Linked DNA regions of Homo sapiens: all the other regions are linked to region 1. A link is a loop called in an ENCODE intact Hi-C map of the cell type or tissue named here. Cell type or tissue: PC-3. All regions are shown on one strand. Region 1 holds the start of MID1 (midline 1). Region 2 has its middle 230 kb from the start of CLCN4. Region 3 has its middle 98 kb from the start of CLCN4. Region 4 overlaps MID1 (midline 1).

Region 1 (8,000 bases):
TAAATCTCTATTAATAATATTTGGTGGTGCCGTCCATCTATATATTGCTTTATTTGGCCATTCATCTACTTATTATTAACTCAGCAGGGCATTCAATGAATTCCATTTTCCCAGTAACATCCCCCTTCCTCCGAATTGTTTGGGGAAGACCACTTCTAAATACACACAACCAAAGCAACACTCCAAAACTTGACATAGGACAGATACCACAGTCTACCGCATAGACCCTTTGGTAATATATTAGTCCTGTTGTTTCCATAAACTATTAAATGTCCCTGAAATTTCTATTTTGTCATTTTTAACTATAACTTCTGGTCTGTTACACCTACCAGCAATGAAAATGCTTTGTCCGGCACAAATCTTGAACTTCACTATGAAAAATGTGGCCACCATCTACATGGAGAAGGCTTCAGTCTTCTCTCAGACACGCTATCTCAGTTCTGGAGTAACCTTGGGCATGCCACTCACCTGCAAAATTAAACAACTGCACATGGACCTAAGGCCTAAACTATCAGGCTGGGTTCAATGAGAGAAAGCAGCAGATTCTATCTTGGCGATTAGGCTTTGAGCTATTGGAGGGCATGACCCATTTCGTAATCATTTCTGCAGAACAATCAAACAGAGGATAAGCCAAGCTGCTTACCATGTTTTGGGTTGTGTTCTTGCCCAGAACACAACTGAAAGGAATATATATATATATATATATATATATATATATATATAGAGAGAGAGAGAGAGAGAGAGAGAGAGAGAGAGAGACAGACAGACAGACAGACAGACAGAGAGAGACTATGTGTATATAAATGGACTATATATATATAAAACCATATACATATAGTTCAGTAATCATAACCTATGCTAATTTTCTCTACTACTGATCTATTTAGTCCTTGCTGTTTCCCGGACCTTTCTAATGCCCTTTCTTCTTCATATCCCTTCGGATTTTAAGGAGCATTTTCCATTCTCTTTTTTACTAAAATTCACCCAGCATGTGCCTGTAGAACACTTAATGATTCTTATTGTGTGCCAGACACTGGGCTTGGGTCTGGGGATTCAAAGGTAATTAATATGTGACTCTTGCTCTGGAGTAACTCAGTTCCAAGATAAGCAGACAAACGAGTAGAAATATATACACCAACTCAAATACTCGTGTGGATAAGAGGATGCTACAGCTATTTTCTTTCCATTTATTCTAATCCAAGTAGACAGTGCTCAGCATACAAAGAGCATACTTACAAACAACCCAAACCCACAAACGCCATAATTCCCTCTCAACTGGGGGCCTGTGGCTCCCTGGCTGTTACTCACAAAGACCCTAGTGGGTCCAGAAGTTCAGGCAGGTTGCTGAGAAAGAACAAATGAAGAGGTCTGACCCACGGGCAGACACACCAGCAAGTTCTGTCTGCCAAAGGCATGGCCCTGCCCCCAAATATTGTCCCTGAAAGGAAAATCATGTGTTTTGTAGCTCCAGGCTCCACTGCTTGAAATTTCCCCAATTAAAGATTCATCCTAAGGGTTAAAGGGATAAGAGTCATGAGCTTTGGCTCACCCATATTACTTCTTTCCTGCCATGTGGTAGAGACCATTGACTAAAGGAAACAGGAGAGTGGTTTGGAGGTGGGGAAGGGAAGGGTGGGAAGATGAACAATTATGAATTCACTATATATTAGGACAGGCCTGGGGGAGATGCCCCAGTGAGACCAGAAGACATCAGAAGGATGGAGAAAGAAAGGTGAAAACTAGTACGAACTTCCTATTTCAAATATTGCCATGACTGGCCTATTACCAAAAGTATGCCAATTCTTTCTCCTTCTGTTTCCATCCTGTATAACACAGTGGCATGTCCTCAAAACACAGAACTTGATCTCACATTAATCAGATTGATTATTTTTCGCTGGAAAATGCTCTGGGTTTCAAACAACAAACTCCTAAAACATAAAGTATTCCTAGATTGGGGACTACCTATGAGTTACTTTTCTCTATTGAGAAAAATAAATTACTATTTAATAATTATGAGAAATCTGCTTTATGTAAGAAGTCATAAATTTCTACAAATGGACATGTGGGCTAAAAATCAACTAAATTTCACAATTACAAATCACTTCTCAAGTCTCCTAAGTTCAGTAAGGTTTTGGATACCATCAGTTTTTCAAGTGGATCCCTACCCATACAAATATAGATATTAATGAGCATCCATTTTGACCATGGAAAAACCTACATTATGCTACTGGTACAATAAATTGTACACCAGATCAAAAGTTCTTTGAGGGCAGGGGCCTTACCAAAGTCATATTTGGAACCCAGAAAGTGCCCTGGCACATTAATAATCACGTATAATGTGGCAGAATATATTAATTCTGTGAGTGCTCAGTAAATGTCATTGAATGATATAAGAAAGGAAGGACAGCCTTTATATTATATTCATCATAAACACTGGACTGAATATAAGACCTTCAACATCCACTTGTACTACAAATGATCAGCACCTCTTCCATGTTTACTCAGAACCTCTCTTTCATAGCGCAAAGCAGGTAAGTTATTTTCTTTGGTCTGGTTTGTTTTTTCAGGAAAGTCCCCTCTTGGCATTTTGTTCTGCGCCTCAATTTTCTGTGCTCCTACTATCACCTGACCTCCTGGAGGCCATTAACCATCCTGATCTTGTGTCAATGGAATATTTTCCTCCAGAGGGGGAAAAATATTTCGGATCCAGATGGCTCCCTAATATTGTGTCCTTTTTAGTTTAAAGAAATTTTTATAACATGCCAGCTCATAAAACTGGGCAAACAAATTTCTAGAACAAAACCGCTGAGCTCACTTTTGTGTGAAATCAAAGGAATTGATAATGAGCCAGAATCTTCCCGATAAACTGCCTTACATGTAAACGGAGATTAGATTGCTGTTTGACCTGGCTTTATCGCCCTTTCTTTAATCACAGCGTATTTGATATTCTCTTCCTTGAATGAACTCATTTTCATAGTAGCTTTGGTCACAAGATTAAAGAATCGCTAACTAATTGTTCCAAATAAGCAGAGCAATTCTCTCTGACTCTGCCTCGGGCTCCCTGCAGTGAAGTCCGCTGCCTGATCTTCCGACCACGGGAACTTCAAGCCTGACCCCTGCAGGTAGATAACTGAAATGCACACCTCTAATCAGATCCTGGTCTTTCAAAGTCCCATCAAGTTCTGAAAATAAAAACGTTCATACTTAGTACAATAGGGATATTGATGATATTTATATGATATATTGTACTTCCTTTTCATTGTATAAATTGCTTTTGGAAAGTAGCAACCACTTGTTTAAAAATAATTAAATTACGTCTGCAAGATACTCTGGTGCGCTTAGCCATTACTTCTTTTTGCCTATTGAGAAAAATCCAAATGATTTGATTGAACTGGGATCCTCAAATCATGTGGGTTAAAAATGTCCTGATTTGCCCCTACCTTTTTCTAATCAAACAAATTACTCTTTGTCCAGTAACTAAATCCCCTCCTTTCACCAACGCACAGCCCAGGTTGCCATAGCTACCTTGGATGTCTATTTACCACACAAACGATCAAAGCCAGGAGACATCCACATATGCACTTAGCCTTAAAACTTGCTGGAATGTCTGTGGATAACATGCAACTACCAATTAACGGATTTGCTTGTAGCCTATGCGGTCTACAGCCAAGCGAACTAAAAACATGACTCAAAAAAATTATTTCAAAATGACCAACAAGGATCTTTAAACTGACAGCAAGTCTTATGATTATAACATTTGCTGAAAGAGAGATAGCAGAGAAGAAATTAAAATTTTAACATATGTTGAAGACACTGAGCTCTATAAACCATGTGCAAAAACTTAAAACATCTGTTGAAAGGGAACATTTCTCAGATGCATATTTAAAATTCCAGTTAGTTACTGTATCTTTCTATTAGATTTCATAAAAGCTGCCTGATCTCAATGTTGGGAGAAATGAGAACAGAACTGCCTTTTGAACTGTTAAGAGTCTGGACTTTCAAATGAAGGAAACCATACAACATACTTGGGACACAATATACTTGCCAGTTACAGAATGATAAGAAAAAGAATGTCGTAAGAGAGATTCTGTTTTAATCCCTAGAATGCCATTTGAGATCCTAAACCTGCACAGGTAGTCTTTCTGGGTGGGTGAGTATTCATCCCCAGACTTGCCCCTAACTTGCTGTGTCTCTTTATACTTAACCTTTCTCTGCCTTCGTCTCACCATTTGTTCAATGAGGATCAAATTGCCACCTCATTCTCTCCTGGGGATGTGGCAGAGAATAAATAGATCGTGTTTGTAAAGGACTTTCTAATCCTCAGAGGAAAGATTAATACGAAGACTTTCATTATTAAGCCAGATGTCCTTGGGCATTTTAATTCCAATCTAAAGAATGCAGAACGGGCTAACCAAACAGATTCACGGCTTCCTTGAAACAGCAGCATCCTGGCCTTGCAAGAATTTAGCAGCTACGTGACTTACTTTGTTTTAGTAGATCAGAAATACATCATGCACCTTCTTCCCTTAGAGTTTTTTTTCTAAAGTTATCAGGATGTTAAAAACACAAAATATGTCTAGTAGGCAATTTTGCCTAGAGAATCTGATTTTTCCCCCAGCTCAAGAATGAACTATTTGTTCTTCTTGTGTGTAGGGACAATGGGTGGCTTGCCATGTGGGGAGGATATATGCAGTTGCGGGAATGCCACAGGCAAACCTGTTGTTTTCGGCCAGGCTTCTAGAACAGGTGGCCATGCTTTTCCTTTTGCCTGGGAACAGAGCAAATTCCTTCTCAAGGAAGGTTCATAAAAGTTTCCCGTTTATGATCAGAGGGCAGAGACAGGTTGGCACATATTTTAAAATTACTTCCTGATCAAGGTGAATCAGATTTACACTTTTCTTTGGCCTAACTCAGCCGTGGCCTTAGGAACCCTCAAAGAATACTATCCTTCTACACCTGAAGTGGTGGCTTCAGGAATGTTCCTTTTCTGCCAACCTGGCAGAAGCCCAAACCCCTCTGAATCTTATAGCTAGGCAAACAGCCTTCTAATTCTGCGGGCAATTTCTGGCTACCCAGAATTTCTGGCTATCAGTGGCAGGCAGGGGTCTCTTCTGGGCTGCCACACCAGTGTACAACATTTGTGCAGCCCTAGGGACAGATCACTCATCAGCAAAGAGATCCAATTTCATTGCTGAGCTGATGACACACAGGTCTGTTTGATAGTTAACCCTGTAAATCCAGCTGGAGCTGCCGGGCTGAGATGACAAATTGGCTGGTGAATTCGACTCACCCTGCCTGGATGCAACAGTCAGGTTTCCCCAAGAGAAACTCAAATAAAGTAGGGATTAACCCATGCCAATAACACTGCCATCTCATTCCTCCCTACATTCTTGTTCTGACTGCAGTGGAACAACATGCTAGATTCTGGAAACTGTCCTCGTTCTTTGGATGAACAATGATCCTGTCTCTCTCCTTCATCTCCTCCCCTGTTCCATCCCACCCTCTTTCAAAGTTCTGAACAGGCCAAAAAAATTAGTAGACATACGTAGCTGTGAGATGAAAAGTTGCCCATTCATTAAATAACTAAGGAGTTCACTATATGTGTACTTGTACCCCTAAAATTTCAATACTGGGCTGTTTTCCAACTTCACGTAAATGCCACAACAAACTAGGCATGGGAAAAACCATTCCAAGCTGGGGGAAGCAAACCTTAGGCATAAGGCACGGAGACTGCCATGGTTCCTGAGGAATTGTGTGGGAACAGGGATTCTGGAAATTGAGCTCAGACACCACCGAGGAGAGGACAGGTGGCTCTGCACAGGATCAAATAACTTCTTTGTTCCAGCTAAGGACCTTTGTCAAAAATGTTTTGCGTTCCTCTTTTTCCTTTTCAATCCTTTCCAATTACCCTTCTCCTTCCTTTTCCTCATCCCACTTTAGTAGACATTAAAAGTATGAGGTTGGACTGTGAGTTTGCAGAACTTAAAGACGTCCTCCCCACAGTCCCTACCAAGGCAAGGGCAATTCATTGCAAGCAGACGGCACTTGCTCCTCCGCAAGTGTTTTTCTGCACTCACTGAAACTTGCCAAGCCTGCTTGCTGAGCGAACAAGCGAGGGGGCAAGAAGGCGGAGGGTTTGCGCTGACCATTCGAAGGGGGCTCTGCTTCATCTCCCAAGGCTGTGGGAAAGGGACAGAAAGTTCGAAACCCCTCCCCTGCGCTCTTAAATGGAAAGCTCACTTCCCCCAAAGTGTGCAGGGTGGCGAGCACCCAACCCACTTAGAAGAAAAAGTGAAGAGCTTTTCCGGTTGCGATACAGATGCTAACTTTCCCATCCAGATTTATTCAGAGCTGGTAAAAGCAATAGCATTCCTCTTGAAATCCCTGCCCTTCCAAGCCTATTGGCATGTTTTTCCAGCCTTGTTTTCTCCTTATATGAGTATTGTTCTTGATATTTAAATATTGACATAAAATTCTTCCATAACTTTGATTGAGTTGTAAATCACACCCTCTCCTTGGCTTCCTACATCCACTTTTTCTTTCCTTTTCTTGCTTAACAGCAAAGCTATAAACCTCTTCCTGGACTGATAAGGAATTTTATCATCATGCCCCAGAGCCACAGAAGAAGCTGTTGGTTTAGAATTCTTTTCAAAGACTCATTTAAGTAATCCCCCAGCCCTTTCTCCGCTCACTACTTTCAGGGCTGCCTTCTCACGTCCAGAAGCAATACAGTTTCCAAACTGCTAGAACAGAAAAACAAATTTGCATTTTTCTGGAAGGACTGTCTGTGCTCATTTCAAGCTGGTTCCGCCTTCTCCGCCAGAAACACAGTAAGTGCTCAGAATGCGAAACCAAAATGAGATAAGAGGCCCCGTGAAATTCTTTTTCAGGACATTCAGCTGTCTTTATTCTAGCCCAAAGCATAGGGTAGAGGCACTAAAAGCTCGAGATACATCCTGCACGATACATTCCAGCGGCCGCAAACTGGAATTGATTTACATATATTCTACAAACTGCTTGTAAGCCCTTTACAACGACTGCCTGACATCAACCACAATTAGAGGCAAAAGTGGGGGCGGGTGGCGAGGACCAGACCGGGGTGGCTCAGGTAAAATGTGCTTCTTTGGTTGTCTTAGGAAAATGCAGCCCCGTCTTTCCGCCAAACGCATCGACTACGGCCAGGCGCCTGCTAACCCAGCAAGCTCTCCGCAGTAACACGTCGCAGGGGTCCCGGGCGGCGCCCGCCCCCTCCGCCGCCAGCGCAACCGCCTGAGCTTACCTGCCTCATGTTTAGAATCCCATGACCCATCCGGCAGGGAGCGAGCTGCATCGGAGCCCGCGTCGCAGTCTTCAGAGCGGAAACACCGAACCCGACAGGAGCCCGCAAGACAAAAGCAACCCGGCGAAATCTACGGGCAGCAAAGAGCACGTTTTCGTCCTCTTTTTCTTTGATCTGTTGCTACACGCACTCTGCTCGAGACAATGTCAAGTTTCTCAACCTTTTCTCCCCCAGCCTATGAAAAGTCGGTCGCAGGGAAGCGAGGACCGCCTGGCTCTTATTTCAAATCAGTTCTCAGAGACGTTGTAGGTGGCTGGCTTGGGCCGCGGAGGAGCTTCGCCAATCAGAAGCAAGGGGGTGGGTCCTGGGAGCCAGAAAGGCTGCCTCCGCGAGGATTAGGGGCGCTTTCGGGATTCAAATGACTGGAAGCAGCTGGAAACAATGTCCAAAGCTCCAAAAGTAAAGGATGAGTTCTATTCTTATCTAACAGCTCTAGTTCTGCTAAAAGCTTAACTAGCTAAGGGCCTTAAATCCTTGCATTTTAAGAGCTCCCTAACAGCATTAAAACATTTGGAAGGTGCAAAATTATTTCAGCCAGAAAAGTTCAACACTCAGGACCCAAGGGTATTTTTAAAAGGATATCTTGCACTGAAGCCCTACTTTTGCAAAAGACTGGAAAGGAAACCAAATTGTTATGAGTAACACCTTAACTAAAACGAAC
Region 2 (8,000 bases), 230 kb before region 1:
CTAGGGAGTATGAAGGCAAGTTTATATAATAGAATGACTGTGCTTACATAATAATTCATTCAACAAGTATTTATCTTTGCTCAGACACTGTTCTTGATACTAAGGGAAAAGGAGTGAAGATGACAGACTAGATCCCTGTCCTCTAGGGCTGGCTTCCTGGGTAAACAACTCAATGGTGAGATTTTACTATGATTATGAGGTTTTGCTCCCATTTCTGCAAATCCTTGCCCACCCCATTTGTTTCTCAGGTATGTGTTTCCATTCTGTTCTTGCTCTAGATTCCTTGGTTTCTCTCCCTTTGGATGGGAATTCTTAACTGAGGCAATATGACCCAACAGGAAACGTTTGGCAATGATTAGAGACACTTTTGGTTGTAGCGAGTGAGGAAAGGGGTGCTTCTGGATGCTGCTACACTTCTTACAAAGCATGGGGCATCCCCTCTGCCTGTTCCAGTCCCTTCAGCCTGGAGGAGGGCCAGGGCTCTTCACCACTGACTGGAAAGTCATCCTTTGGGTTCTAAAGAACTGCCTTCTAGGCAGTGCCACCAACAAGACCATTCCCTTCTGGGCAGCCAAATAATGATTTCTTTTTATGGTGCTTCTTGATTCTTTAATATACACCTTAGCCCAGCAGCAAAGGATAGGACCACGTATGAGTTATACTGTCTTAGTCTGTTTTGTGTTGCTATAAAAGAATATCTGAGACTGGGTTATTTATAAAGAAAAGAGGTTTATTTAGCTCACAATTCCACATACTGAGAAGTTCAAGGACGTGGCTCTGGCTTCTGGTGAGGGCTTTGTTTTTTTTTTTTTTTGCAGTGTCACAACATGACAGAGAAGGTCAAAAAGGAAGTAGACATGTACAAAGAGGGGAAAACCTGATGGGCATCCTGGCTTTATGATGACCCATTGTCCTGGTAATTAGTTCACACCCATGAGAACTAATCTAGCCTTAGGAGAATGAAAGCTCACTCACCATTTTGAGACTGGCACCAAGCCATTCACGAGGGATCCACCCCTATGACCCAAATACTTCCCATGAGGCCCAGCTTCCAACGCCACTACACTGGGGATCAAATTTTAACATGACTTTTAGTGGGGACAAACAAACCATATCCAAACTATAGCATATACTTAACCCTCCATCCTAGTTCACAACATCTAGAACAGTAGACCTTTGGGTACCCATTTCTAGACAGAAAGCCAATCACAAACACACAGAGAGGGTGGCAAGAAAAAGTATTCACTTTTTAAATGAGTGGCTTTGTAGTTAAGGTTATAAGATAAAATGCAGACCCCCACTTAAATTTGAATTTCACGTAAACAATAAATAGTTTTCTAGTGTATGTCCCATTTAATTGTAGGATGCTAGCAATGCCATAAGGCAATACTTGAGACATATGTTGTAAGTTATTCATTATTAGAAATTATTATCCATTATTAGAAATTCAAATTTACCTGGACATCCTGTTTTTGTTGTTGTCATTTCTGAGTGTGTGGTTTTGTTTCTTGGCTAAATCTGGCAACTCTATTTTCCATACATTCAAGGTAGCATCAGATATGCATCTCTGAGTTCCTTCTCCCTCTGGTGGCTCCTTCCCACTTTTCTCTTCCTTGCCTGTGACTTTCTCACCCCTCCTTTGAAGACAAGTGCAAACTGTTTCCTTGCATCACTCTCGGACACTCCCCTGAGTAACTTACACATTTTTAAAAACCTCTTTCCACCAAAAGTAGATAAGAATGAGGAGTGGTTGTGAGGTAGGCATTGGAAACCTCATTCTGAAAAACACTACATTAGGAAAATGAAATGGATTGAAACTGAAAGCAAACATGTTACTATTTGAATCAAAGCTGATTCTTAGAAAGTTCTGTTCTACAACAAATATGAATAAGAAAATAATTGAATTCTTCATACCATTCCTTTGTATATAAAACTGTCCTTGGGCATGCAGTATCTGATTTAATTTACTAATTGAATTATATAATTTCTCAAAAATATGCACTCAAAGAAATAAGTGTGGACGAAAAGATGGGAAAAGGAAATCTGGGGAAAGTAAAAATTTTTTTTTCCATTTTCTTTTTTTTAATGTTAATATTATTATACTTTAACTTTTAGGGTACATGTGCACAACGTGCAGGTTTGTTACATATGTATACATGTGCCATGTTTGTGTGCTGCACCCATTAACTCGTCATTTAGCTTTAGGTATATCTCCTAATGCTATTCCTCCCCCCTCCCCCTACCCCACAACAGTCCCCAGTGTGTGATGTTCCCCTTCCTGTGTCCATGTGTCTCATTGTTCACTTCCCACCTATGAATGAGAACATGTGGTGTTTGGTTTTTTGTCCTTGTGATAGTTTACTGAGAATGATGATGTCCAGTTTCATCCATGTCCCTACAAAGGACATGAACTCATCATTTTTTATGGCTGCATAGTATTCCATGGTGTATATGTGCCACATTTTCTTAATCCAGTCTATCGTTGTTGGACATTTAGGTTGGTTCCAAGTCTTTGCTATTGTGAATAGTGCCGCAATAAACATACGTGTGCATGTGTCTTTATAGCAGCATGATTTATAATCCTTTGAGTATACACCCAGTAATGGGATGGCTGGGTCAAATGGTATTTCTAGTTCTAGATCCCTGAGGAATCACCACATTGACTTCCACAATGGTTGAACTAGTTGACAGTCCCACCAACAGTGTAAAAGTGTTCCTATTTCTCCACATCCTCTCCAGCACCTGTTGTTTCCTGACTTTTGAATGATCGCCATTCTAACTGGTGTGAGATGGTATCTCATTGTGGTTTTGATTTGCGTTTCTCTGATGGCCAGTGATGAAGAGCATTTTTTCATGTGTCTTTTGGCTGCATAAATGTCTTCTTTTGAGAAGTGTCTGTTCATATCCTTGGCCCACTTTTTGATGGGGTTGTTTGTTTTTTTTCTTGTAAATTTGTTGGAGTTCATTGTAGATTCTGGATATTAGCCCTTTGTCAGATGAGTAGGTCGCAAAACTGTTCTCACATTCTGTAGGTTGCCTTTTCACTCTGATGGTAGTTTCTTTTGCTGTGCAGAAGCTCTTGAGTTTAATTAGATCCCATTTGTCAATTTTGGCTTTTGTTGCCATTGCTTTTGGTGTTTTAGATATGAAGTCCTTGCCCATGGCTATGTCCTGAATGGTATTGCCTAGGTTTTCTTCTAGGGTTTTTATGGTTTTAGGTCTAACATTAATAAATGGTGCTGGAAAAACTGGCTAGCCATATGTAGAAAGCTGAAACTGGATCCCTTCCTTACACCTTTTACAAAAATTAATTCAAGAAAGTAAAAATTTTTATAGCAAAAAAGAAGTCTTGAGCAGTAGATGCCACAAAGAAAGCTTGGTACTGTACTTGAAGGGAATTATTTGTAAGAAGTATAAAATGAATTTAGAGGAATCTGCAATGTTTTTCTTTCAAATGAATGTAAATAGGTCATTGCATTCAATAAATGTTTGTTGAACTGAATTAAAGAGTCTCCATCTTCAAGGAGGATTAAAAAAAGAAATTTCAACAAAACTTTAAGGAACATTAAAAGAGGAAAAACAATACAGGTGGGAAAATTAAATTATAAGACTTGTGCAACCCCTGTAACTAGACAATAATGTCCTTACAAATGAACTGTAGCAGATATAATACCGGCAATAGGGGAGGGTATCTTTGAATAGGTACAAGCAATTAGTATTAGATGTTGAGAATAAAAAGAGATTGGAGGGAAGCTGCCAAGCATGTCTTCATGAAAGATTTGGGACTAGAATTGAGCCTAGAAGGATGGACAAGAAGAAGAAGAAGGGCATTTTGGATAAGAAAGCCACACTTGCAGTGGGACAAAGATGGGATTTTGCTACAGTGGTGAGACTAGGCAAATTGTCATGGGCGGTTTAGACAAGAGAACAATCAGGTGAAATTTAAAGATAGATAAGGGGCAGACTGTGAATGGACTAGATCCCAAGGCTAAAACTTAGGGCTACTTATCACTTAAATACAGATTCAGACCAGGTTGGAATGTTTGACACCCACTGAAAAAAACCCAATTTTTTAAAAACAAATGATTTCCTCAAATCAGTCCCAGATAAGATGGGAAACAAGATGATATGGGATTTGGTGGAAATCTAGAGAGGCAGAATTGGCTTGTTAATGGCAGCTGTTTCAACAATTAGAATTAAGTTCAGCACAATGATTCAATTTAGTTTAAGAAAATCATGTCTTACATTTCATCTTTCAATAGTTTCCACTCCTCCAGTGAGCCAGGAGAGTTTGGTTTTGGTATAAATCACTGCCAATCTTGTTTAGTCAACATTAAGACAACAAACCAGAAGGAGAATGGCCACTCTTGCTCTCCTGATAAAATAATCAAGTGACTAATGACTTAATCCCAAGCAACTGGAAGAAGGAGGACACGGCTGACTCATCCATTGAAACTGGTAATTTTTATTGTTGGGCTAAACCTTCTTTCCCAAATAGGTCAACATTTTGAAATCTCATTAAAACAAACAAAATCCCTCTTTCAGTTAACTCCATCTCTCTGAAAGTTTTGTTTTATAAAAAGGCTGTTTTATTGTACAGGTGGATTTTATTCTATAGATGCTTGCGCTGGAGCAGAGGAACCCCTGTCTCTTTGTTGTCTGTTAGAGACAAAGGACCGCTGCTGACACAGTGATCTATGATGCAGCAATGGATTAGAGCCGGTATTCTCTAGTCACAGGTGTTTTCACAGAGACAAGGTTTTTGGTCTAAAAGCATCTTTGTTCTCAGATTTACCTTCTGGGTTCCTTTAAAGAAAACCTGCTTTATGAAACAAAAGCAAAGACATTGGCAGATAAGGGTCTGATACCATCTTCAGAACCATGAAATGACTAGAGTAGGAAAAATGGGATACATTATTTTGATCGTCACCGAAGGATTTGAGCTTTGGCTAAGAGTTCTTTGTCTACTTTTTTGGGTGAATTTGGGGAAAACCAAAGTCCCTTGGTTCTTGTATTTCCATTACTGTTGGAAATGTTCAGATGCAAAGGCTCATTCTCTCAGATAAATGATAGAATGGCTTTAGGGGGCCAAGCCCCATGTGCTGAGCTGCAGGCAAGGGTGGAGCTGAGGAATCAATGACAGATGATTCTGTCAATAAAGTTCAAGACAGTGTGGCATTCTTTTTGTGGTGGACTCAATTTATTAATAGAACTTTTTGTTGTTTTGTTGTTGGTGGTGGTGTTCCTGGGGATGGAATGAAATTTAGAGCTCTGTTTGAAAAAGTTGTCTTCAACTTGCTCAAAAATAGATCAGGAAGATTAAGAAGAGAAACAGAATGTAAATCTACACATACAAAGAGCAATAAAAATGAAACCAGTCATCTTTTCTGTGATATTGTGAAATACACATTTGGTCTTTGTTTTGTTTCCTTACGTACAACTCTTAAAACCCTAAAAATCTCCAGAGTGATGAGTGTCTTTTGTAGGCTAATTAGATGACTGATGGCCGGGGTCCCCTAAATAGCTTCAGGCTGGGGGCTGGTCACAGGAAAGGTCAGCATGACTGGAGGGTTGGAACTTTCAGCCCCACCCCTCAACCTGGGAGGATGTAGGAGCAATAGGAGGGAGAGGGGCTGAAATTGAGTTGATTACCAATGCCCAACGATTTAATCAATCATGCCAACATAATAAAGCTTCCATAAAAATCCAAAAGGACTGGCTCAGGCAGGGTAAGTGAACACATCTGCATGCTGGGAGGGTGGCACACCCCAGCTCCATGGGGACAGAACCCTTTCAGACCTTGCCCTATGTATCTCTTCATCTGACTATTCGTCTGTGTCCTTTATTAATAAACTGGTAAATGTAACTAGTAGTTTCTCGAGTTCTGTGAGCTGTTCTAGCAAATTAATCAAGCCCAAGGAAGGGGTTATGGGAGCCTCCATTTATAGCTGGTAGGTCAAAAGTCCAGGCTACAACCTGTGTGTGCTACTGGCATCTGAAGTGGGGCACAATCTTGTGGGACTGTGGGATCTGATGCTATCTCTAGGTAGATCATGTCGAAATTGAATCAAATTAGAGGATACCTAACTGGTGTCCATTGGAGATTTGGCTGAAAAATTGCTTTGAGTGTGGGGTAAAAAAACCCCATACTTCTGGTGTCAGAAGTGCTGAGTGACTATGTGAGAGTGGAGAGAGGGAAGAACGCTTTGTTTTTTCCTATATTACTACATTTACAAATGTAACTAATCTCTTTTCAGAGTTGGATTCAATTTTTTTTCCATTAGAAAAAAAAGGAAAACCCAAATTTTTGAAAAAGTTATTTTTTCCAAAATAAAAGAAAATAGTCAAAAGAGAACATTTCAACTTAATATGATGGAATTGATATTCTGGAATTTCCAAGGCTAGAACACAAGAAGCCTTGCCAAGTTGTCTTAAAACTCTTGCTCTGAGGGAAGAATGCCACCATGTGAGGAAGCCTAAGCTAGCCACACGGGGAAACTGCATGGAGAGAGATGCCTGACCAACCCCAGCAATCCCAGCCATCCCAGACACCACACATATGAGTGCAAAGGCTTCAGATGACCCCAGCCTCAAGATCAACAGACAGCTACCATCTGAGACTCTGAGCAAGAACCATCAGCTGAACCTAGTCCATCCACAGAACCACAGGGATAATAATACATGCTTTTAAACCCACTAAGTGTTGGAGTGGTTTTTCATGCAGCAATAGATAATTGGAGCAGTCCTTGAAAATAACTTCAAAACATGGACTTGGTGGTAACCAGAGAAGGTGATACAGAGGTGGCCGTGAGGCACAGCTTTGCTGCCAGACTTCCTGGAGTTGACTCTATGGGTTCAAATCCTGACCCCCCCACATTTGGTAATTAGTTGCCCTCTCAAAACATCAGCTTCCTTGTGGGGGGGGGGGGGGTGGCGGGCGGGGGGAGGGCCAGCATTAGGAGATATACATAATGTTAAATGACGAGTTAATGGGTGCAGCACACCAACATGACACATGTATACATATGTAACAAACCTGCACGTTGTGCACATGTACCCTAGAACTTAAAGTATAATAAAAACAGAACAAAAAACAAACAAACATCAGCTTCTTATTTGTAAAGTGTGAATCATGATAATAATAGTCTCTTTGAATGGTGGTCGCAAGGTGCAAAGAAATTCATGTAAAGTGGCTAATATTAAAGGGTAAGCGCTAAACACATTTCATGTGTTTTTATTATTAACTAAACTGGCCCATAGAAAGTCAAAGGCTTTGGAGAGAAAACAGTTTGTTTACTTATTTAGATAAGAGGTTCCTGTATTCGGACAATTTATTCTGTTGTTTCTAGTGGGCTGACAGATGCTGTAAAAGAATCACCTCTAAGACGGGAAACGTGGAAAAGGAGTAAGCACATCCAAAGACCATTTTTGGGAAATGATGTACTCTGCCTTACATGGGTGAAAAGCTTAATGTTTCTTTTGAAAACTGACCAACAGAGAAGCAAATACAGAAATGAGTCTTAAGGCATCTGTGGCAAAGTTAACTCCACTGGGTGCTGGATAATGTATACTGTACATTCCCGGAATGGTGCTGCCTAGAAAATTTATTATGTGTAACATTTAATAAAGGGAAGAGCTTAACAAAACACCCTGGAGACCTGCGTTCTAATTGAGTATCTGCTTTGATGTCTGACTCAGGGCAAGTCAGTGGAGCTCTGTCTCTTATTTCTAACTACTATAAAACAGAATTATGAGCACATTTGGAGCACCCCCAGACACTAAAAAATAAAGGCGGGGGGCAGAGCATCTGAAAACATGGATACATAAAAGAGAATGGCCAGAAGGTATGCATGATAATGCTGTTAGCATCAGGACAATGTAGAGTCCCTCTGGGCTTCAGCAGGGTCAGACTGGGGAAAGAACATGATGATGTCCTAGAGGCATGGACACCTTTCCAGCCTGTCACTTAGTGATATCAGAATGTTCATATCTGCAGAATG
Region 3 (8,000 bases), 360 kb before region 1:
TTGGCTTTTGTTGCCATTGCTTTTGGTGTTTTAGACATGAAGTCCTTGCCCATGCCTATGTCCTGAATAGTATTGCCTAGGTTTTCTTCTAGGGTTTTTATGGTTTTAGGTCTAACATTTAAGTCTTTAATCCATCTTGAATTAATTTTTGTATAAGGTGTAAGGAAGGGATCCAGTTTCAGCTTTCTCCATATGGCTAGCCAGTTTTCCCAGCACTATTTATTAAATAGGGAATCCTTTCCCCATTGCTTGTTTTTCTCAGGTTTGTCAAAGATCAGATAGTTGTAGATATGTGGCATTATTTCTGAGGGCTCTGTTCTGTTCCATTGGTCTATATCTCTGTTTTGGTACCAGTACCATGCTGTTTTGGTTACTGTAGCCTTGTAGTATAGTTTGAAGTCAGGTAGTGTGATGCCTCCAGCTTTGTTCTTTTGGCTTAGGATTGACTTGCGGGCTCTTTTTTGGTTCCATATGAACTTTAAAGTAGTTGTTTCCAATTCTGTGAAGAAAGGCATTGGTAGCTTGATGGGGATGGCATTGAATCTACAAATTACCTTGGGCAGTATGGCCATTTTCATGATATTGATTCTTCCTACCCACGAGCATGGAATGTTCTTCCATTTGTTTGTATCCTCTTTTATTTCATTGAGCAGTGGTTTGTAGTTCTCCTTGAAGAGGTCCTTCACATCCCTTGTAAGTTGGATTCCTAGGTATTTTATTTTCTTTGAAGCAGTTGTGAATGGGAGTTCACTCATGATTTGGCTCTCTGTTTGTCTGTTATTGGTGTATAAGAATGCTTGTGATTTTTGTATGTTGATTTTGTATCCTGACACTTTGCTGAAGTTGCTTATCAGCTTGAGGAGATTTTGGGCTGAGACGATGGGGTTTTCTAGATATACAATCATGTCATCTGCAAACAGGGACAATTTGACTTCCTCTTTTCCTAATTGAATACCCTCTATTTCCTTCTCCTGCCTGACTGCCCTGGCCAGAACTTCCAACACTATGTTGAATAGGAGTGGTGAGAGAGGGCATCCCTGTCTTGTGTCAGTTTTCAAAGGGAATGCTTCCAGTTTCTGCCCATTCAGTATGATATTGGCTGTGGGTTTGTCATAGATAGCTCTTATTACTTTGAGATACGTCCCATCAATACCTAATTTATTGAGAGTTTTTAGCATGAAGGGTTGTTGAATTTTGTCAAAGGCCTTTTCTGCATCTATTGAGATAATCATGTGGTTTTTGTCATTGGTTCTGTTTATATGCTGGATTACATTTATTGATTTGCGTTTGTTGAACCAGCCTTGCATCCCAGGGATGAAGCCCACTTGATCATAGTGGATAAGCTTTTTGATGTGCTGCTGGATTCGGTTTGCCAGTATTTTATTGAGGATTTTTGCATCGATGTTCATCAAGGATATTGGTCTAAAATTCTCTTTTTTTGTTGTGTCTCTGCCAGGCTTTGGTATCAGGATGATGCTGGCCTCATAAAATGAGTTAGGGAGGATTCCCTCTTTTTCTGTTGATTGGAATAGTTTCAGAGGGAATGGTACCAGCTCCTCTTTGTACGTCTGGTAGAATTCGGCTGTGAATCCATCTGGTCCTGGACTTCTTTTGGTTGGTAAGCTATTAATTATTGCCTCAATTTCAGAGCCTGTTATTGGTCTATTCAGAGATTCAACTTCTTCCTGGTTTAGTCTTGGGAGGATGTATGTGTCGAGGAATTTATCCATTTCTTCTAGGTTTTCTAGTTTATTTGCATAGAGGTGTTTATAGTATTCTCTGATGGTAGTTTGTATTTCTGTGGCATCAGTGGTGATATCCCCTTTATCATTTTTAATTGTGTCTATTTGATTCTTCTCTCTTTTCTTCTTTATTAGTCTTGCTAGTGGCCTATCAGTTTTGTTGATCTTTTCAAAAACACCTTTGTTTTTAACTCATAAGATCCATTCAGACTTCTGCCTTCTGGAACTATGAGATAATAAATCTTTGATGTTTTAAGCCGCTAAATTTGTGGTAATTTGTTACAGCAGTGATACGAAACTAATACAACCACTATTCACATTTTTAAAAATTACATATTTTTGACTTGTGTTTTGGAGATCCAATGTCATTGTGATGTTTAGCTGTCCTTTTTGCTTTCAGAAATCAGCTTTGTGGACTACTGTAACCAAATCAAGGTCAGAGTTGGCTACTCTCTGAGGCTTTCTGTCATGAATCTGCTGGCGGCCTCTCAGGGCAGAGACCCTGACCTCGCATGTAGGTAGGTTATCTATTGCTGGGAGTGAGATCTGTGTTGATGGCATTTGCTGACTGTAGTTCAGTTATTTCTGGATTAACTTCTGCTTTTGATTACCCACACTATTTTTTTGTGTGGATAATCCTTTATCCAAATAATCAAAAATTCAATGCCCAAACATGCTCCATTTTGGGGCACTTGGAATCCAAAGGTTTTGTAGCTCTGCTCCTCTGGTAGTGCCTTCAAAGCATAAATCTTTAATGTTCTCACTAGATTGGTTGGCTAATTCATGAATGTTCTTCATTCTGGGTAATAAGAGCAAATATTTCCTGAACACTTTACTATGCCAGTCAAACTCTAGGCTGAGCCTGTTTGATGTTCATTACATTTTGAATACTCACTCTAAGCTGAGCACACCATGGCTACCCCCATTTTACAGATGAGAACATGAGGGCTGGAAAGGTTTTGTGGCTTGAGCATGCTCACACAGCTAGTGCAAGGCAGAGCTCTGCTCTGAAGCCAGGCAGCCTGATTCTCAAGCTCACACTTCTACCCAGCAACAGCACTGCTACACTCTTTTTGGAAGTGGCCCAAGTTCACTTCCAGAAACAGAGGTAAAGTTAACATCTTGCTTTAACTGGTAGTGGAAGAGGCCAAGAGTCAGGAGGCAGAAGCAATGCCTTTGTTGCACTTTCTCCGTGGCACACGCTTGTGTGACAGGAGGGACTCCCAGTGCGTGTGATGGTCACTAGTTTCTATTTCTAGGACATTGGTCTCACCTCCTACCTCACAAAAAAGTGAAGACAATCATTCTCTTAATGTTTTGTGATCAAAATGGATTAAAAAGGGTTCCTGCTGTGTCTAGTGGTGGTTTACAGAGAATGTCTGTGTCAACAAAATGTCTGCATCAACAAAAAAGAAAGTTCCTAGTCGTTTCTGCATTTCATCTCCCTCAGTTTGGTTGCATTTCCCATTTGCCTCACACGTCAATGGTATTCACCTACTGTTCAATTTGTAGGATGGCTGGGCAGCCTTCACAGAGCTCCAGAATTCCTTCCTTTCAGATTGGAGGGCATAGTGCTCACACAGTGGTTCTCAATCAGGAGCGATTTTGTTCCTCGGGGGACATTTGGCAATATCTGGAGACATTTTTGATTGTCACAACTGGGGTAGGACGCGACTGGTATCTAGTAGGTTGTATTCGTTTCCTGATGTTGTATGTATCAAACTACCACAAACTTGGTGGCTTAAAATAACAGAAATTTATTATCTCACAATTCTGGAGGCCAGAAATCTGAAAAGAAGATATCAGCAGGGTTGGTCCCTTCTGGAGACTCTGAGGGAGAATCCTTTCTGTGCCTCTCTCCTAGGTCTGGCTGGTCACTCGCGGTCATTGACATTCCATGGCTTATAGCAGCAGCACTCCAGTCTCTGTCTCTGACTTCACACGGCCTTCCCCTCTGTGTCTTTGCATCTCAAATCATCCTCTCATTTCTCTCACATGGACACCTGTCATTGGATTTAGGACCCACCCTAAATCCAGCATAATCTCATCCTGAGGTCCTTAACTTGATGACGTCTGCAAAGACATGCTATTTCCAAATAAGGTTACATTCACAGGTACTGGGGTTTAGGTCTTGGACGTATCTTTTCAGAGGACGCTATTCAGTCTGCTACATGAGTAGAGGCCAGGGAGGCTGAGATACATCTGACAGCACAGGACAGCCCTCTCACAAAGAGGCTGAGAAACTCTGCTCGAGTGAGAAATTTGATTGCCACAGAGAATACCTTTCCCTGTACTTCAAGCCCTTCAGCCAGCTGTGGTGTGCAGTGTGACCCAGTGCGGGCAATGCAGTCAGATGCCAGCTATTACCTCCTTTTTTTTTTCAAGTGTGAACAATCATTTCCAATGATTGGAGGCCATTTGTGCCCAGTAGGTGGCATTCAAATACCCCACATAACCAAGCCTGGTGTGCAGATGACACAACAGGTAAGAAATGAATGCAACTTGCAGAAGTTTGTGGATTCAGTTATGTAAATCTATAGTTTGCATCTTTCTCTTAAATGCATGTTACGAACCTCTGATTTCCCAACATAGGCCCTCAGGGCTTTCTCCTTCTCCAGCCTCCTCCTCACCTTAATGATTACTCTATTTGGATCCAGTGTTTTATGGGAATTTATACCAGGGGTCCTGAACTTTTCCTGCAAAGAGCCAGATAGTAAATATTTCGGGTTTTGCAGGCCAAAAGGCAAAACTGAGAATACCATGTGAATTCTGAGATAACGAGAGAGAAGTCCTGTGGCTCCCTGCCCCATTTGATTAGGGTGGCTGGTCCTGGATGGCAGGCAGCTTTCTGCCCAGGTGCCATCTACTGCAGACTTTCTCTAGGGGAAAAGTGACCGCCCTTTGAATCTGAACCATAGGCTCTGGGAGGAAGGGGGAGGGCCTGGATCTGGGGAAGGATCGCTACCATGATCTGTTTCGCTCTCTGCCCTGGTGACATTCTGGTGCACCCTTCTCTCCTTTTGGAGAACTGGGCCATCTGAACTTGGGCAGTTGACTGAAGGGTCCTGGACTGCTTGAAGCCCAGCAGTCGCCCACAGCAGAGACCTCACTGTGTAGGCGGTGTCCAGTGTGGGCCCTGATCAGTGCCACTGGCCTGGGAGGCAGGTTGTGGGAACAGAGGGGGAAATAGGGGGCAGAGGGTGATGCTCTGGCTGGTCTCCCCACTAACAGTGGCAGCTTGCTCCAGCAAGGTCTGTGGGCCACACAAACCCAGGTGGTGGGATGGATTTGGCCCACGGGCCATAATTTGCCAGCCTCTGGTTTGATTGTATGGCAGATACTCAATTAGTCCTTTTCAGCTTGAGAAACTGTGTATAACTCATTTGCAAATGTTGCAAATGAGTTGAAATGATGTTGAAAGCAGTAAGAACCATTTGACACCTCTGTGCTAAGCTAGTCCATAGGTTTTTTTTTTTTTTAATTTACCGATTAATACGTCAAGGCTTAGAAAAATGGGCACTGCCAAGCTTCTCTTTGCAAATTAACATGCGGACCAAAGAGATATCCAGGATCAGGGAGCTGAAACGAATGTTTTTGCCCTTTGCATCTTGAAGTTTAGCTCCTCTACTCCTCCACACCCCCAACCATCTTACTGGAGTACACAGTCCTGCAAAATGCAAGCACCAGGGATCCGATTCTATTTATTCTTGTGATACATAGTTCAGTTTTGGCAAACTAATGTTTTGGGAACAGTGACCAATGAATTTGTCTTGTCTTTTATGATATAATCTTCAAAGACAAATATTAGAAGCAGTATGTTTAGAAAGAATTAGAAGAGCAGTGAACTCCAACATCCAAAGTTTCAAATGTCGTGACTGTGTGCTGCCTATGCTAACTGTCTGGCATTTGCAATATGGATGCTTTGCTTAAGACAAAATGCTTTCCTAGTCAAAGCCCCAGAAAATTGTCTGCTATCACAGTATTGACTGCTGTCTGTCAGCAAGTATTTTTTCCTTGCTTAGAAACTTCATCAAAATGCCTTCTCAAAAATCAGCTGTCACCTCCCCTTCTATTCAGCTAACCTCACACTGTATCCTCCTTGGGATGCACACTTACTAATCCTCTTGAAGCCAAGTTAGACCAGGTTTGTGGGACGTCAGCTCTTGCCCTCTCCCTTTGGAAATCCCTCCTGATGCAATTTGAGCTGAAGACATTTCCAGAGTCCTTCATTGTGTGCAAATTCCAAATGAAATAGATTTCAGGTCTGTCACTCTGCCATGGAAGTAATCAATAGCCACCAGAAACGGATATTTTTAATGAAGAAATGGAAAATCTAGGATAACAAATGAGAGATTTGAGTCTAGGAGAGGGCAGAAAATGAGTTTTAGGCTCCGAAACCATGTTCCTGCCTCAGTCAAAAATAGCCTTTAGTGATCTGATTGGCACTGACAAAAGAGCTATCTCAGAGGGAAGATGCATGCCTATCTTGTGGCTGAAGATGCTGAAATGGCTCACTTGTACCTCCAGATCCAGATTCTTGCCAATGCCCAGACAGATGGGGGTCCCTGTGTGAGGAAAGGAGCACTCAGTGTGGGTCCTGCTACCTCCTGAATCCTTTTCCACCTTCTGTGGCACCTGCTATTTTGCTGCTGAGGTTTCTTCTGGGCCTATATGACATGCCCGTAATTTTGAGGTAAGTGACAATGAGCATTGCCCTCCTCCTACCCATAAATATGGGCTTGCAGGGCTCCAGCCTTGGCCTTCTCATCTGTACAAGCTCTGTCTGCTACCTTAGCCAGGGTCTTGGTTTTGACCATCCCTCCCCAGTCTCTGACCTTGGTCTATCTCCAGAACTCCAGATTGGCTTCTTTAACTTCCTGTTTGGATGCAGCTGAAGATCCCTCAGGCACTTCAAACTCAGTGTGCCATTTACAAGAGACACACTTTAGATTCAAAGCCACCGAAAGGTTGAAAGATTTCATATCTGGAGGCGATTTGGCATCTCCAGGGAGATTTGGCATCCCCATACCTGTGGGATGAGATGGATGAGGAGGAGTCAATTATGATACTTCATCTTACTAGAGCTAACTGGGAGGGTAGAGGGATGTTGGAAAGGTAGAAGTGGTGGTGGACCGTCATGGAGGTATGATGGTGACTTAGAAGAGGAAAATGGAGTTGTGTTGATAAGTTCTTTTTTGGTTGCAAATCACAAAGACTTAAATTAGCTTAAACACACACACACACACACTCCAAACCACCCCTCCCCCCACACACACACCAAAGGAAAAAAAAACTTTATAACTTTGTTGGCTCAAGGAACTGGGAAGTCCAAAGAAGTAGTTTGAAGAACAGCTGGATCCAGGTATTCAAACAGTGCTGTCATAGACTGGGTTCCCCCATCAAGGAGGCTGAGACAAAGGCTCGTGTGAGGGTAGTTTATTTGGGAGCAGCACGGGAAAGGGAATGCAAGAGACCTAAGAGAAGGATGCAAAAATGAGTTGGCTGGCACCATGGGAAACTGGAGCTCAACGCCATATGGGATCTTCAGGAGAGCCTTATAGAACCCATCTCAGGACTGCCCTTCTTGGTGACAAAGGGGGAAGCATTTATTCATCAGCTCTGTCCCTCATTCATCAAGTGTGGCCCCCTGGGTATTGGCACCCCTCATATGGATGGGTTGCACAGGTGAGTGCTGAGCCAGTTCAACAGGTGTCTTATGAGAGAGAAGCTACAGAGTAGAAAATGAACTCATTGCAGTCTCAGAGGAGTCTCAGGGTGGAAAACATTGTCAGGTTGCACCTGCATGAGGCTGGTCAAAGCCTACATGGAACTGGTGTCAGTAGCAGTTGGTGGAGTCAGGGCAGAGGCCAAGAGGATTTGAAGTGGCCCATAGGTGTCTTATCCGTAACCAGCAGGTCTCTATTTTCTTGTCTCTTGTTCCATCTCTTGATTCTGCTTGCCTCAGCCTGATTCTTAGAAAGGTATATCCACATGGTGACAAGACATCCCCAAGAAGCTCCAAGTTATATGGTCCTTAGAGTTACTGCAGAGAAAGAGACCTTGGCCACCCCATGCCTAATGTTCAAAATTGATTTGGATTGACCTATCCTGGGGTATGTGCTCAGTCTGTGGGAAAGAAAGGGGGTCTTAACTCCTTGCCCTGTTAGAATTACATGAATTTGAGAGTGGAGCTACTTCCCAGTGGAAGGGTGGCTGGTCACGGCAGATGTGAAGATATGATGCTTAGATCCTTTCTCA
Region 4 (8,000 bases), 170 kb before region 1:
ATTAAGATAGACCAGATGGTCAACTTCCCAACACCAAATGCACATGTATGCCAGCATATATGCGTGTCTCTTTGCAGGTATCTGCATGTTCCTGGAGCTGAGATGGAATTCCACGGTCACTGGAGGACGTTAGTTCAGTTCCTCAGCAAGTTTAAGGTCAATATATCAGTACCGTAATAAAAAAGCCTGTCTGTATTCAAGCTGTTTCTTTTCCTCCAGCAGAAACCATCGTCAATATTTGCAGTCAGTTTTTGAAGTCACTTTCTTTTAAAGCTGGAAAGAATCTTCACCCAGGCCCACCCTCATCTTAATCCACTATTTAGAGTCCTACTTGAATGATATCGCCAGCAACTTTCAACTTTGGATCCAGATTTCTTTATTTGTATCCACCAGGAAGAGAGGTACCACGTTTCTGAGTTCTTTTATGAGCACTCGCTATGTAATTTGCAAGGCCCAGTGCGAAGTGAAAACGCAGGCCCCTTGTTCAAAAATTGTTAAGAATTTCAAGACATCAACAGCAGAGCATTAAATCAGGCTTAGGGCCCTTCTGAACTCCTGGGCTCTGGGCATACCCATGACACCAGACCTGGCAGTCTTGGTTGGTGCTGCATTGATTTTGTTGTATTAATTTAATTGGCACTGCCATCTCTTTTGCCCCTGTATCGCAGTGTTTCCTGTGGTGAGGACCCCAAATAATAAAATACTGTGACCTCAATCAGTTTAAAGAGAATGCAAAATTACACTGCAGCAAATTTTTACAGCATACATTTTTTAGACTTTCAAAAAAAAAATTCACACGGGAATCTTTTCTACATCATTATAGTAATTAAACACGGTGGCCTTTCACCATATACATATTTTCCTGTAAATATGACAACCTGGAACTAGTAACTGCTACTATCCACAATGCTTTTAAGTTAGCCAAGAGTGAGACTTCCACAACAAAATTATGACATAATCTCTCATGTCCTTATAAAAATAGCCAAACATACCCTAAATGGCTTACTGTGAAAATTTGAGTAGTAACTTCTTAATATTGAAAAACATTATTTTCATGGAAATATTGTCCTTCTACTAAGTGTTTTATGTTAACATCATAAGGCAAACTGTAGCATTTATTGGTACCTGGAGACCGTGATTTTAAAAACTCAGAAGCTGAGTTTTAGACCCTTTTATTTAGAACCTGTTAGTGTACAAAGTGCATTAAAATATCCATTATCCAGTTACCCAAAATGTATGTAAAAATTACTGAGACAACCCTTTCAGTTTACTCAGAGAAGGCAAACACACATTGCTTTTATATTGTAATAAAAAGAAAAACCTATAAGGTTTCCAGAGAAAGATTGTTTTTTTTCCATTGAGGCGTCCATCTTTTAGATGTGAAATTGTCTTAGGTATCTATCAAAATATTCATCTGGGTATAAATAATATAGTAAATATATAGAATCTATCTGTTAAGAAAAAGGAGAGTGTCTGCTAGGGAAGAGGATGGAAGGACCCAGGAAGCTGGCTTGGCCTCCCTTGAAATCCAGATTTGCAATCACATGACCTTTGGCCACGTGATGCTGAAACAATGAGTTCATTGACTTATTTCAGGGAGGCAGTTGGTTGATTTGGTTAAAAACAAAATAACTAAAAACAATGTCTAAATCCACTAGTCTGCTCAGTCAAAATGGCTGACCCAGTATCCCAGGTAAATATTTTAGCAATTGAAACCATTTATAGAGGTCATGCCCTTCATCAAACTAGAACCAATGCCAGAGTTCTGGGCCAAGAACTGCTCAAGAAAGCCTTAATTCATGGACCATTCCAACGCATCAGATTGGCATGCAAAGAATCCCAGCTGACATTTTATAAGCAGGTTCCTGAATAACGAGTTTGAATTTTTTTTTTTTTTTTTTGGTCTTACAACTCTATTGTAAACTATACTAGACTATAGAGGGACTTCTACATCTTTCAAGATGTGTTTAATAAAGGTCTGTTTATAATAACTTTTGAGGCATGAATCTAGCAAATAGTACTTTATACAATGTCCCTTGTCATTACCAACTCATAAATATTAAGTGTTTTTCAGTGACTTATGTTTGGATGTGGTAGTGCTGATCAGGGCCATGTGCTGATGTCCTGGAGAGCAAAATCAATCCAAAGTGGTGCTGCTATTTGTGACAGAACATGTTTATTTACTCAGCCCCGGAGACAAAAGGAAAATTGATATGGGGGAGCGGGAAATAGGAGAACTATTAAATGTAGTGAAGAAATTTCACAGGTCTAAAGGAACTATTAAAAGGAAGGATAAAGTAGATTCTATACTATAAAACAGAATCCTACCTCTGATAAAAGACAAATCAGCCTGAATTTTTGAATAATCAATAGGATTCAAAATGACTATTTTCAATTGCAATCTCATTCTTAATGTTCTTCCAGAACCCTTAACCCTGAGAGAAGCAGGGCAAAATGTGGCCAAAGGATTCAGAACCTTTCTTTCCAACATTATCCCATCAGCTATGAGAAGGTAAAGATTTAGCCACGGCAAGGTCCGAGGTCCAAAATCAACTCTTTTCATTCTCTGTCTTGCTCTCCATTTTAGTTGATCTGATACAACTTTTTGACATCACAATTAAAACACTTCAAATTAAACCAGAGTAAGAAAGCCTGTTTCCTCCCCTACTAGGTTCAAACACATCCTGTTATGCACCATCGAGGTGAGAAGACCTACCATGGGATCATCATGGGATATCAGGTAAGAAGATGAGTAACATACAAAACTACAAAAGTTTTTGTTTTTTTGTAAGCCCACAGATTGTGATGAAATGAAGGTTGTAAATAGCTGATAAACTTATGGGCCTCTTAATGTGCAAAACCAAGTAATTCCTAAAAGTTGTAATCCTGATTATGTTTCTCTTATAAATAATCTATAGATTTTCCTCTAAATACAAAAAAATTAAAGAAATTATTAAAGCCCGTACTTAATACAAGACACAGTAAAAGGAGAGGAATCTCTTGTTTTGAGCCCTATCTGAGCCGATTTCGGGACACTTCTGGTGAGATTTCATTACACTCATGAAGCCTGTGCTTTCTCAGTCCCCTAAATAGTGGCCTGAACCTTACTGTTCCCCAGAAAGCAGCTCCATGTGGCCAGACGCTCACGGCAGCTGCTCTGTGCAGTCCAAATGGTCTGGGATAGGGAGCCCAGTGATAATCGTCAGACACTTGTTCCACACGGTGAAGGTGGGGCAAACAGGCTGCGCAAATGCGACGTCGAAGGTGTAGAGGTGGATGGAGTTCAAAGCATCATAAAAGGCGATAGAGCCGTTATCATAGTCCAGCAGGATGCCCACGCGCCGGAGGTGGGGGGCAGGCTCAATGGGGATTTCCTTGCTATTGTGTCTCACCACCCAGTTATTGTTGCAGCGGCAGAGCGCCCAGGAAGCAGAGTTCTTCCCAATCCATTCATGCTTCGGGGCTGATTTGTAAGCAAGACCAATGGCATACCTGCGGAAACAAAACAGCAACAACAAAAACAATGAGCCATGTTGCACATGCACGTTAAATCCGTTCTGTGGTCCTCAGGGGTTATAAAAACATGATCATTTGTTGTCCCTGTTCATTTTCTTTAAGTGAAAGCTTGGCAAGAACCCCAACATCTGTGTTCCTCATCTCCTTCCCTCCCAAACATGGAAAGTGGGTGGAAAGTAGTGGGTGGAAAGAAGCGTCGTATTTACCCACATTTCTGTTTTCAGCTCAAACACTACGGAGAATTTGAACTTTGAGTTTTGCTGCTTTTTTTCACTCTTATAAAAATCTACACAATGAATTCGCTAGACCAGTGCTGACCAAAAGAACTTTCTTCAATGACTGAAATGTTCTGCTCTCCTCGATATGGTAACCACAAGCCACATATGGCTACTGGGCACTTTAGCTGCGGCTGGTGAGACTGAGGAACTGAACTTTAAATTTATTTAATTTTCATTAAGTTAAATGATTTAAATAGCTGCCTGTGGCTCATAGCTACCATACTGGACAGCACAACCCTAGACTTCTCCTTTTGACCTTCTTATAATTTTTCATTTAACACCATGTCTGTCATTTTCTGATTCTGAATGCACTTTGCCAAGGGCAAGCACAGAAGATGATTCCCATTTGCAGGGATAAATCCTTTGTCATTACTCAGCCCCAATTTTCTCATGTATATTGAGAAATATACAGTGTTATTTTAAGGAGTAAAGGAGAGAATACATGTTAAGTCCCAGGCACAGGACCTGGCATGTAATATTCAGTAACTGCTATTTATTTTATTATTATTGCCTGATGGCACATATTAACAATAAGTACCAGAATCAGAATTTGAACTCAGGATGACTCAAAACCCACAAACACGAACTACATTCTACAATGCCATCCGTAACCAGAAATTGTGCAGTTCATCACTGCCAAGAGCCTTTCTGATTATACTGGAAAAAAAATTCTGAACGTGTTTGAGCAGACGGATCTTCTGGTTATTCTAAATGTTCTCTTGCTGCTCAAAAAAATCCAAAGAATGCTTTCTACAATGTTCTAAGCATCTTAATCTCTTTTTACCCCTCTGAGTCATGCCTCTGTAATATTCATCGTATTTCAGTTATTAAGATAAACAAAACCCATCACTCTTTATAAAGAGTAAATGACTCACAGTTGAACTTTTAATATGTTATAGCAGAAACCAGTCTAATTGGATATTAACATATGGTACCTTACCCAATGCAGAGAGAAAAATTTCATGGGTCTTTAATAAAATGACATTCTTTAAAAAAAATCACACTGGACTTAAAATACAATCACTTTAAGAGTGGTGTGTTTGTTTAAAAAGAAAATTAACACAACATGCCATCACTAAATCCAAAAGAAGGATGGAATTGATAATCTGCCAAGCCCAGTGTGCAGGCCTGTCTGTCATCAATGTTGCATCCTCTCTTCCCTCCCGTCCATCCTCTCCTGCTTATGAGGAGAATCCAAGTTGCATTTCCCAGAATCCCCTTTCCTGTAGGAGTCTGGGTCAGGCTCTGCTATTGTGATGCCTTTGCACAAGATCCAGAAGTGCTTAGAGGAGGGGAAACACGCTTTCCTGATGGCAGACAGTAGACGTGCGGTTGGTGGAAGCTTCTAGATGAGCGCCTGAGTACACCTGCCTTGTGCTGTGGGCAACTTTGCAGCAGCTACAGCTCATCATGACTCCATGAACTAGAGCAGCAGACTCCCTGACTTCATGCCCCAGCCCTTCCAGGGTCCTGTAAGCTTCTGGCTCCCTTCTGTGGCATGCATCGAGGGTCTCAAATGTCATCTGTTTATTTGATACACTGATATGGTTTGGCTGTGTCCCCACCCAAATCTCATCTTGAATTCCCACATGTTGTGGGAGGGACCCGGTGGAAGGAAATTGAATCATGGGGGCAGGTCCTTTCAGTGTTGTTCTCGTGATAGTGAATAAGTCTCATGAGATCTGATGGTTTTAAAACGGGGGAGTTTCCCTGCACAAGCTCTCTTTTTGCCTGCTGCCATCCATGTAAGACGGGACTTGTTCCTCCTTGCCTTCTGCCATGATTGTGGGCTTTCCCAGCCACATAGAACTGTAAGTAAGTAAGTCCATTATAAACCTCTTTTGCAAATTGCCTGGTCTTGGTTATGTCTTTACCAGCAGCATGAAAACAGACTAATACATACATTTTGGAAAGGTTTTCATTTTGCAATTGTCAGTATCTCCCACCCCCCAAAAATGTTCTGTATACCCCAGTGAATACTATTTCCGCTTTTCAGACAATTTGGAACCTGCATCACAAAATCACCACATCTGTATTGTTTCCTTCTTGTTGTGGCACAGCATTTTTATTTTTTATTACTTTGATGTTTATTTCCCATTTGAACCTTAACTGAACCCTATGAAATAGCTGTGGCAGGTATGGCTGACTACATGTAGCAAGTAGAAACAGAAGATTAAAATTGGGAGCAAAATCCAGAGTTGTATGCTGCCCCCACCCCTTCTGGTCTAATAATCTTTGCATGAACCCGTTATTACTCATTTAGTTAACACCATTTCATAAAACACCAAGTGCACATTAGCATTAGAGAGTAAGAAAATACTAAGTGTATAGTCCATTAAGCAAAGGAAAATACCATTATAGTATCATTAATCTGTGAAACTAGGTACATATTTCCATTGAGCTTGAAATGTGCAGGCAGAATGTAATGTTCCATTAAGTTACGCAGTGAGACACGGAGAATTCAAAGTATAAAAATTATGTCTCTCGGAGCAATGTTAACGTGCCCCATTGCACAGATCATAATGTACACATCAATTTAAAGTCAGGACTATATTTCATAAGCAAATATGTCATTAGCTGTTGCAAGTCAAGATGTCACAGGCATTTAATCGTAGGGGGTGCCCCTTCCTTGCTAATACCCCCCAAGGAAATGTAAAGTGACTTTCTACATGAAGATTTTTCTGAAATTGACACCGTCAGGTTTGTAAAGATTAATTGTGTAGCAATTAATTTTAGAATTTCTTTTCCCCCTCATGAGTTAGTTTTGACATCTGGAGGGTGTTTTCAAGGTAATGCTGATGTGTGTTTATATAACTGAAGTGGTCTGATGGAATTTTGCAAACTATTCATCAATGGCAATGAGATCATAATGATCAGGTTTCATTTATCATAATTAATTATTAATAGAGTAATAATCATTTAGACCCTGGATTCTATCCCAGATTAATACAGCACATTAATTAACTAGAAACATTTGCTTTTTTTGTACCTGCATCCATTGTGTTTTCCTTTGTGCTTTAATTTTGCCCCACTGCAGCTAAAAATTGCAAATGCCAATCTAGCCCAGAGCCTAGTGGGGTGAAGGATTTGTCCTCCATCCTCTGGCAGGATGTTGGAACAGAAAACTCTTCTAGGCAAAGAGAATTATGAGGATAGCAACAAAGGAAAACCTACTCGCTCAGCCAATATAGTATGTACCATTATTGGGAGAGATGGGAAGCTTACAATTCACTTCTTAGATTTTTGGCTAATTTCTACCTACAATATAAAGGACTCAGCCATGTCACATTATTTGCATAGGTTTGAATTGAAAGGTTTTTTTATATATAAATAAGTGTTTTATCATGCTTATATTGAAAGAAACACTGTTATACTCACCATCTTCAGGCTATGCAATTTTGAATGTTGATTTTATTTTTTAAAGCAAGGATTCAGCTATCACTCATTACGTACACTGTCATAAACCCTAGAGAGTAATTATAGCATTTCAAAAATATACCACCCTTTTGTGAATAGCAGCATACCATGGTGGTTAAGAGCGGGGAACAGCAAACTACTACCCAGGGGCCAACTCTGGCCCTCTGCCTGTTTTTATAAATGAAGTTTTATTGGAACGCAGCCATGTCCATTTGTGTAGGTGTTGTCTGTGGCTGCTTTCCCACTACAACAGAAGAGTCGAGTATTAGTGACAAAAATCATTTGGCATGCAAAACCAGAAATATTGAATCTCTGGCCCTTTACAGATAATGTTTGTGGACTGCTGGTTAAGAGCCTGACCCTTGACTGCAGACTTACTGACTCTGCCACCTGTGAGCTTTGTAACCCTGTGATCTTCAGCATATACCTCAGTCACCTCATCAGTAAAGTGGATAATATTAGCACCTACCTTTGTAGGGCTGTAAGGCTGAATAAATGAGTTGACATCTGTAAAATGCTTAGACCAGTGCCTGGCACATACTTGTACCATATGAGGGCTTGTTAAATAAAAATAAAATAGCTCCCTTTTTGATCAATAGCAAGCAGGCATTTGTGAGACAGACGGTCAAAGGGGTGCAGTTGTGGCTGTGGATTAGGCAAGGTTAACTTTGTGAGGTTAACTAATTCCAATGTAATTGTGTCCTGACCTTTGCCCTTATTCTTAGAGAACTCAGTGGGCTAAAGTCACTGGGCTGGATCTAACAGGCCTTTTGAAATTATTCCCAGCCT

What was found. Hi-C counts contacts between places; a loop is a spot of excess contacts. Peaks named below come from ENCODE experiments on the same cell type or tissue, not always from the same donor. Only the 100,000 strongest peaks of a DNase experiment are listed, where the experiment ranks them.
Region 2: it touches region 1 in a loop (2.9-fold over the local background); 2 of 110 quality-filtered maps call a loop at or near these places.
Region 3: it touches region 1 in a loop (15-fold over the local background); 8 of 110 quality-filtered maps call a loop at or near these places.
Region 4: a loop joins it to region 1, with 3 times the contacts of the local background. A loop is called at or near these places in 3 of 110 quality-filtered maps.

The regions. Positions count from the first base shown.
Region 1 is chrX:10,613,011-10,621,010 of GRCh38, forward strand. MID1 (midline 1) reads right to left here and starts at 7,575. Exons shown (of 10, transcript NM_000381.4): 1 at 7,280-7,575. It overlaps LOC124905245 (a long non-coding RNA gene), which reads left to right and starts at 6,691. Exons shown (of 2, transcript XR_007068391.1): 1 at 6,691-6,830; 2 at 7,137-8,000. In PC-3, CTCF peaks have their summits at 3,119 (motif pointing left), 3,321 and 5,086; DNase peaks (open chromatin) are centred at 5,261 and 7,581; H3K4me3 peaks cover 5,253 bases; H3K27ac peaks cover 4,544 bases.
Region 2 is chrX:10,382,805-10,390,804 of GRCh38, forward strand. No RefSeq gene overlaps it. Among named protein-coding and RNA genes, the nearest start is that of CLCN4, 230 kb to the left of the region's middle. In PC-3, no CTCF peak of the experiment used is centred here; a DNase peak (open chromatin) is centred at 4,387; H3K27ac peaks cover 1,333 bases.
Region 3 is chrX:10,250,747-10,258,746 of GRCh38, forward strand. No RefSeq gene overlaps it. Among named protein-coding and RNA genes, the nearest start is that of CLCN4, 98 kb to the left of the region's middle. In PC-3, a CTCF peak has its summit at 4,186 (motif pointing right); a DNase peak (open chromatin) is centred at 4,185.
Region 4 is chrX:10,446,225-10,454,224 of GRCh38, forward strand. It overlaps MID1 (midline 1), which reads right to left. Exons shown (of 10, transcript NM_000381.4): 10 at 1-3,492. The coding sequence ends at 3,144. Among named protein-coding and RNA genes, the nearest start is that of MID1, 170 kb to the right of the region's middle. RefSeq lists an enhancer at 2,715-3,914. In PC-3, no CTCF peak of the experiment used is centred here; DNase peaks (open chromatin) are centred at 1,797 and 4,507; H3K4me3 peaks cover 411 bases; H3K27ac peaks cover 2,406 bases.